3 separate regions of the Homo sapiens genome follow, and all the other regions are linked to region 2. A link is an interaction called in ENCODE POLR2A ChIA-PET data of the cell type or tissue named here. Cell type or tissue: PC-9. All regions are shown on one strand.

The links. Peaks named below come from ENCODE experiments on the same cell type or tissue, not always from the same donor. Only the 100,000 strongest peaks of a DNase experiment are listed, where the experiment ranks them.
Region 1: POLR2A ChIA-PET joins it to region 2 with 7 read pairs; 2 of 35 experiments call an interaction of 5 or more read pairs at or near these places.
Region 3: POLR2A ChIA-PET joins it to region 2 with 8 read pairs; 1 of 35 experiments calls an interaction of 5 or more read pairs at or near these places.

The regions. Positions count from the first base shown.
Region 1 is chr3:151,036,901-151,039,400 of GRCh38, reverse strand. The region is part of intron 1 of CLRN1-AS1 (CLRN1 antisense RNA 1); the gene reads right to left. Among named protein-coding and RNA genes, the nearest start is that of MED12L, 48 kb to the left of the region's middle. In PC-9, no CTCF peak of the experiment used is centred here; a DNase peak (open chromatin) is centred at 1,420.
Region 2 is chr3:150,955,470-150,957,969 of GRCh38, reverse strand. The region is part of intron 1 of CLRN1 (clarin 1); the gene reads left to right. Among named protein-coding and RNA genes, the nearest start is that of CLRN1-AS1, 16 kb to the left of the region's middle. In PC-9, no CTCF peak of the experiment used is centred here; a DNase peak (open chromatin) is centred at 1,379.
Region 3 is chr3:151,897,473-151,899,972 of GRCh38, reverse strand. All of the region lies in intron 1 of AADACL2-AS1 (AADACL2 antisense RNA 1), which reads left to right. LOC105374159 (a long non-coding RNA gene) reads right to left here. Exons shown (of 3, transcript XR_924584.3): 2 at 2,180-2,303. Among named protein-coding and RNA genes, the nearest start is that of SUCNR1, 25 kb to the right of the region's middle. In PC-9, no CTCF peak of the experiment used is centred here; no DNase peak of the experiment used is centred here.

The DNA of each region.
Region 1 (2,500 bases), 81 kb before region 2:
CATATACACCATGGAATACTATGCAGCCATAAAGAAGGATGAGTTCATGTCCTTTGTAGGGATGTGGATGAAATTGGAAATCATCATTCTCAGTAAACTATCGCAAGAACAAAAAACCAAACACCGCATATTCTCACTCATAAGTGGGAATTGAACAATGAGAACACATGGACACAGGAAGGGGAACATCACACTCTGGGGACTGTTGTGGGGTGGGGGGAGGTGGGAGGGATAGCATTAGGAGATATACCTGATGCTAAATGACGAGTTAATGGGTGCAGCACACCAGCATGGCACATGTATACATATGTAACTAACCTGCACATTGTGCACATGTACCCTAAAACTTAAAGTATAATAATAATAAAAAAAAGTACCTTGGAAATTCCTTTAACAATAGTTTAAAACAGTAACATTCCTGTGACCCACAGAAAGTTAGCTACTTTAGGGTCCTATAAATATTACAATGTCATGACATTCAGGAAAATAATATTATCAACAGTGCAAAGAGTTATTGATTTATCCAAGTTAGGGCAATTCTTATTCCTCATATTTGTATATATGCCCAAATAGTTCCAAGAGACAAATAACACAGAAATGCCATTGCTGTTGATGGTGTGAGGTTGGTGTCTCCTGCTTTTGGGAGCCACATAAGTATTATGATTCAATGAATATTTTTGCCCAGCATCCTTAAATGTGTTCTAGACCCTCTGGGAAATTATTTCCAACTCTACAGAGTGCTCCTCAGAACCAATGCAGAGTAGGCTGAGGCTGAGGTGGCAGCCACAGAAGTTTCATAGTCTCGATTTAGGAATCAGGGGCTGCTTCAGTCCTCTTCTGCTCTCTAGCCCCTTCTCTGAAAAACAAAACAAACAACAACAACCTCCTCACACCCCTCAAACAACCAAAGCTATACCCAACTTGTCTTTTTTTTTTTTAAGCAATGCTTTAAAAATGCATTAGAGATAACTTAAAATTTATGTAACAGGTTGATATCAATTCAGTCCCATATCCACTCCCACCCATCCCCACACCAGTCAAAAGACATTCCAACCTAGGGTTAAGGATCTGATCGCTCCATTCCCCAACTGGGAACCATGACTCCACACTACTCTAGGAGAGTGCCTGCACACTGCATACACTATCTTGTTTAACCCTTCCAATAACGGTCATTATCATTATTTTTTTCCAGAGGTGGTGAGGCTTTTGGGGTTGGACTCATATTATCTAAATTCTCAAGGGACTCACACAAACACCAGACTGCCAATTTGTTAATTTGACTGAGAATAAAAATACTCAGGAGGCTGAGGGTCAGCACATCCTCTCCCTTCTGAAACAAAGCATGTGGAGAAAGCCAGGGGACCCACAGAAGGCTGCCTGTGGCCACGTCATAGCAAAGGAACTTTATGGAGAGGAGCAGGAAGTCAGAGAGCCAGCTGGTGTGCACACCCCACTGGGCCTGTGGCCAGCCTCCCAGACAGAGGTTGCTCACCCTCAAACATTCTCTCTTTGGATATGGATACTCCTACTCTCAGAACAACTCATTCAACTACAACAATAACTGAGGACAAGAATTCTAGGTTCTGGGAATAGAAACTGACCCACGTTATCCAGCAGCTTCCTGTTTAGTTAGGGAGCCTGAGTACAAACAATCACCATCTGGGCGAATGGGCAAATCCATCCATTGGTTACAGAGTGTTTATCAAAGTGGAATCCATAGGTGCATTCTCTGGGGTAGGATACTTCACTATGAAAACCTTTCCTGTGTTTTTTCATTTCAATAATAATATAAAAATTGAGTATAAGAATATGGTGTTTCCTATGGATGGCCACCTTATAAGGGAGAGTTGCAGAAGAATTGAATTGTACACAAGATAGAAAGGCAGGCCAAATACTGAGAATGCTCTTTAGAAGGCAGTATGATTGTCACATGATGAGAAGAAATTTAGTTTTAGTTACTACATTAAATTAATGCTGTTAACTTGAACATGATCAGGTTTGCAATTTTGTTTGTAATTTATTTGTTTCTTTTTTTTGGTTTGCAATAATATAAGATCTTATGCGTATAAGGCATTTGTTAACAGCTTTATACACATTCAAAAAACATTATTAAAAAGCAATATACATAAACCCTGGGTCTCATCAGAAAGTCTTTATTTTTTAAAGGGGTCCATATGATACTAAGATTTGAGAAACATTGGGTATAGCTGACTTTAATTGCATTTTAAGCATGATTGCCTTGATTAGATCCTTCACCAGCAATACATTTGGGTTACCTGCGCATATAAATAAATTACCCCCTTTGTATTGAGTTTTACTTATTGACGTCTGAGGAAGCTATATCATAAATTCCTGTACATTGACTACGCTACAAAAGTCATGGCCATTTCACACACGGTTGCCTCTCTTTCTTGCTCTCTTCTTTCTTTCAATGCATACAAGCACTGCATTGGGGCCTAAGTGTAATTGATACACATATGGAAGGGGTAGGAATGATCCC
Region 2 (2,500 bases):
GTAGACAAAGGCTGAGTGCAGTGGCTCATACCTGTAATCCCAGCACTTTGGGAGGCTGCAGTGGGTAGATCACAAACAAGATCAGGAGTTCAAGACCAGCCTGGCCAACATGGTGAAACCCCGTCTCTACTAAAAAAACACAAAAATTAGCCGGGCGTGGTGGCACACACTTGTAATCCCAGCCTCAGGAGGCTGAGGCAGGAGAATTGCTTGAACCCGGGAGGCAGAGGTTGCAGTGAGCCAAGATCGTGCCATTGCACTCCAGCCTGGGCGACAGAGCGAGACTCCGTCCCCACCGACCCCCTAAAAAAGAAAGTAGACAAAGATGTGTCCTAGAAAACACTAATATGAATGGGTAGAGAGGGGAGACTTGTCAAGGAGATCGAGGGGAGAGTCAGTGAGGTGAAACCTTAGAGGATAGACCTTCACCAAGGAAGTAACAGTCAACAGGCCTAAATGCCACAGAGATGTCAAATGAGAGACACTGGAAATGGTTCTTTGAATATTACAGCCAGAACATCACAGGAGACCATTTCCAAAGCAGTCTTGATGAAGTGGTGGGGAAGGGAGGTCCCTGAAGGAGCTAAGGAGGGACTGGGAGATCATGACCCAGAGATAAGTGTTGCAGGTATAAAAGGGAAAGACTGAGATCAGGAAATAGCCACAGGATCCCTAAGGCCAGGCTTCGGGTGGGGTGGTGTGTGTGTGTGTGTGTGTGTGTGTGTGTGTGTATAAAATGGGAAGACCTTGAGTATAATTCTGTACTAAGAAGATAGAGCAGTAGAGAGGAAAAGGCTGAAGACAGATGGGAGGGTAAATAGTGAATTAGAAAGGTCTGTGCAAAGATGAGAAAGGATGAGTCTGAAAGCACAGGGAGAAGGGCCAGCCTTGGACAGGAGAAAACATTTCTTTCACTAAGAATAAAGGGAAGGTTGGGTATACACCACAAAGAAGGTGTAGATGGGTGGCAATGGAGTTCTGTCAAGTTGAGGGCATTCCATGATAGCCTCACCTTTCTCTGTGAAATGAGAGAGTTTAGTTTACAAGATATTTCTGAGCACTTCATAAGCCAGGTTCATAGACTGAAAGAAGTGGAGGTGGAGTGTGATAGGTCCTTAAGAATAGGGGAAGTTTGGAATATCTGACAAGGGACAGAGAGGAAAAAACTAGAAAAGGCTTTGCAGAATGTGGGCCCACAGATCAGAGGCTAAGGGGTCCCCATTTGTGCAGGAGAGTAAGGGCAGGGAGGCAAGGCTCACAGCCCAAAATATAGAGCCCCTCACCAAATGACTGCAGGAGGGCAGCTTTCCTATGAGAGCATCCCTATCACTGTTTTCACTCCGAGTCATTAACTTACGACTTACTCAGCTCTGTTTCGTAATAGCAGACTCGAGTAATGAGGGTATGACAGCCTCTCTCTGCATGCCAAGGTATGCAGCGTGGATTTCCTTTTTCGCTTTCTCTCTCCTGTGGCTTAGGTGCCTTCTGTTCTGCTACCAGGATAGAGAACCCAGTGACTAGTTTCTTCTAGCTCTCTTTTTCTGACTAGGTATCTTGTCAGAAATTTCTGCTTACCAGACTTCATGGAGAGGGAATCAAGCTTTGAATCAGGGTTGAAAAAGTAGAGCTTAATATATATATTACAAAATGCCACTCACGTTCTTGAGGTTACCTTGTATCTATACCACAACTAGCATTCTTTTAGAAAGCACCATTACCGAAGTAATCCCTTTCCTGGGAATTCACCCAAAAAGGTTATTCCCACTTATCCCCCATCTCCAAAATAAAAAAGAAAAATGTGTGTGCTTAGAGATGTTCCTGGAAGCATGAGCTGTAATACTGAACCAATAGAAGACGAACTAACAGATTGCAGGGCATCCGTTTGGCAAAAAACTTATGCAGTTATCTAAATGATAGTTATGAAGACAATATGTATAACACATTATATTCTGAGTGAAAAGAACAGAAGGTGATTTCAAAACTGCATTGGGATAATAGTAATATAGGAAATAGTGAGATGAACAAAGATTTCAAAGGAACAAAAATAAAGAAAAATTTTGCTTTTTATATTGGTAGGCGTATGGGTGAAATTCCAATTTTAATTTTAATTTCATAGTTATAAAATTGTTCATAAAAAAAGGTCCCCCATAGACAGTTGGGCTTTGGGACAAACTAACAGAAACAGAGTAGGAAGAAAATTCATCTTCCTTCAATCCCCTTTCTCTGCTTAAAACAAAACAAAAAAGAGCTTTGTCATGTTCAGGTGTGCAACGAATTCTTTTTCCAAATCTGGAACTTTACATCTGCTATTAAACAGGAGTCAGTTTCCATGTAACATGTTGACAATCCCCCAAGTGTGTTGGAATAATTTTTTTTAATGAGGAGATTTGAAATTCCATTTCAATTGCCAACCTGCCTCTTTCAACTTCTAAAAACAAAGTAAAACAAAACAAAAACACACTGGGTCCTATCACCCCCTCTTGCTACTACTATTTTATCT
Region 3 (2,500 bases), 940 kb before region 2:
CAGTAAATAAAGCAGAAAATAATTGGTGCCTCTGGAATGGTATAAACTACATATTCTATCTGGATGGCCAAGCTCATGAAAATGGCCAACACCTATGTAGAGAGTCAGGTAGAAAGCTGAGTAAAAACAATGTAACATCCATGAGGAAAGTTTAGTCATGAAGTTTTTACATGTAGAAAAGAAATGCAGAGAAGGCTGGGCTCAGTGGCTTATCCTGTAATCCCAGCACTTTGGGAGGCCAAGGCAAGTGGATCTTTTGAGGTCAAGACTTTGACACCAGCTTGGCCAACATGGTGAGACCCCGTCTCTACTAAAAATACAAACATTAGCCAGGCATGGTGGTGCGCACTTGTAATCCCAGCCACTCAAGAGACTGAGGTAGGAGAATCTCTCGAACCTGGGAGGCGGAGGTTGCAGTGAGCTGAGATCGCGCCACTGTACTTCAGCCTGGGAGACAGAGTGAGACTCCATCTCAAAAAAAAAAAGAAAAAAAAAAAAGAAAAATAATACAGAGAACAAAAAGACAGTGGTGTTCCCTCTACCACAATTTGCTGAAAATTAAAGACTCGCCTAATTTTACTAGGTTTTTAAGAATTATAGTTGCCAGATGAGTTCTTCCTGCCTTCTGCACAGACAAAATAAATTCTCTGGGACCACGGCATGGTACTAATAGTAAAGAAAGAGTTTAGTTGATGCGCGGCCAGCCACGCCTCGGCTCACTGCAGGAGGCAGAGTTATTACTCAAATCAATCTCCCTGAAGGCTCAGAGGGTAGGTGTTTTCAAGGATAGTTTGGTGGGCAGGGGACTAGGGAATGAGGAATGTTGACTGATTGGGGATGAAATCATAGGGGTATGGAAAACAGTCCTTGTGTGCTGAGTCCACAGGATTGGTTGAGTCAAGAGCCAGGAGTCTGGGTGGCGTCAGTCTGAGAGACATCTCAAAAAACCAGCTTTAGGTTCCAAAACAGTGATCTTATCTGTAGGAGTAATTGGGGAAGTCACAAATCTTGTAACCTGTGGACGCATGACTCCTGAGCATTAGGGATTATAGAAACTATGCCCACATTTCAACAGAGTTCAGGCCTCTCTCAGAATCCTAACCTTGTGGCCTTTCATTTGTTTTACAAAGGTGATTTAGTTTTGGGAAGGACTATTGTCATCCTTGCTTTAAGGTTAAACTGTAAACTAAATTTTTCCCAAAGTCAGCTTGGTCTATGCCCAGGAATGACCAAGGATAGCTTGGTGGTTAGAAGCAAGATGGAGTCAACTATGTCAGATTTCTCTTACTGTCATAAGTCATCTATATCCCTACTTCACACCATTTTATTTCTCTCTTAAAAGCAGGTAGTGTTTGCCTTAGTATCCATATGAATCCTAAGGGCACAGGGCAAAGAAAAGAGACCTGAGTGCAGGAGCCAGGCTGTGGAGCGTGTGTGTGGGCCTGCATCTGGGTCTGGGTCTGAAGCTGGAGCTGGGGCTGGGTCTGAGGCTGGAACTGGGGCTTGTTCTGACGCTGGATCTGGGTCTTGGCCTGGGGCTGAGGCTGAGTGAGACATGATCCAGGCCTGAGTCTGGTCCTGGGTTTGGGCCTGGGCCTGGGACTTAGGCTGGGTGAGCCTGGGGCTGAGATGAGACTGAAGTTGGGACTTGGGCTGAGCTGGGCCTGGGGTGGTAAGTTTCCACTTGTAAGAGGAAGTCAGGGCTGCTGCTGAGCTCCAGAGGCCTTGACCCTCATCAAGTCAGCAGATATCAAGAGTCCTATCTATACTTTCTCTAATAAGGTCAGTGAACTATCAGTGACAGAGAATTCTGCTCCTTTCATATGCAGACTTTCCTTTAAATTCAGAAATCTTGATATCTGGATTAAAATAAAAGTTTATCAAGAGAAGAACAAAAGTGAAGGTACAGCTTCAGTTTGGGCAGAGTCTTAACAATTAGTTTGTATACAGAACACATTTAGGTTTTTTAGTTTTTTTGAACCTTGAAAACTTTCAGTTACTAGGTCTTACAAGTTTTAAAGTAATATTTTTAACTAAATATCCCTTTTGTTTGTTACCGATATTTTTGGAATCGAGGGATTATTTCTGTAACTTTTGTTTCTAAAACTTTGTGGATCTATGATTCTATAAAAGTAGCTAATAGTTTTTAGTTATCCATGTTAGAGGCTGGGTAACATACCTTAAGAACAACTCCTTCAATTCCAGCTCTGCCTTTAACTTGATTTTGAATGAATCAGTTAGCTCTCACAACCTCATTTTTGATATAATAGCGTTGCCTCAGGGAATTGTGAGCAGTCCATCAGCTAATAAGAACAATATAGGAAATAGATAAGCTATAAAATATTCAGAATTGTGTTCCCAGAAGACATGAGCTACTTTCAGCTGAGTTGCTTTCTGAGTTGAGTAAAAGTGGCTATGAGATTGTAAAATATCTCGTGCTAAGTTGTTGAAGTATAAGTTCCTATTCCAGTGTGGACTTATTTTGCTTCTTTGGTTTGGT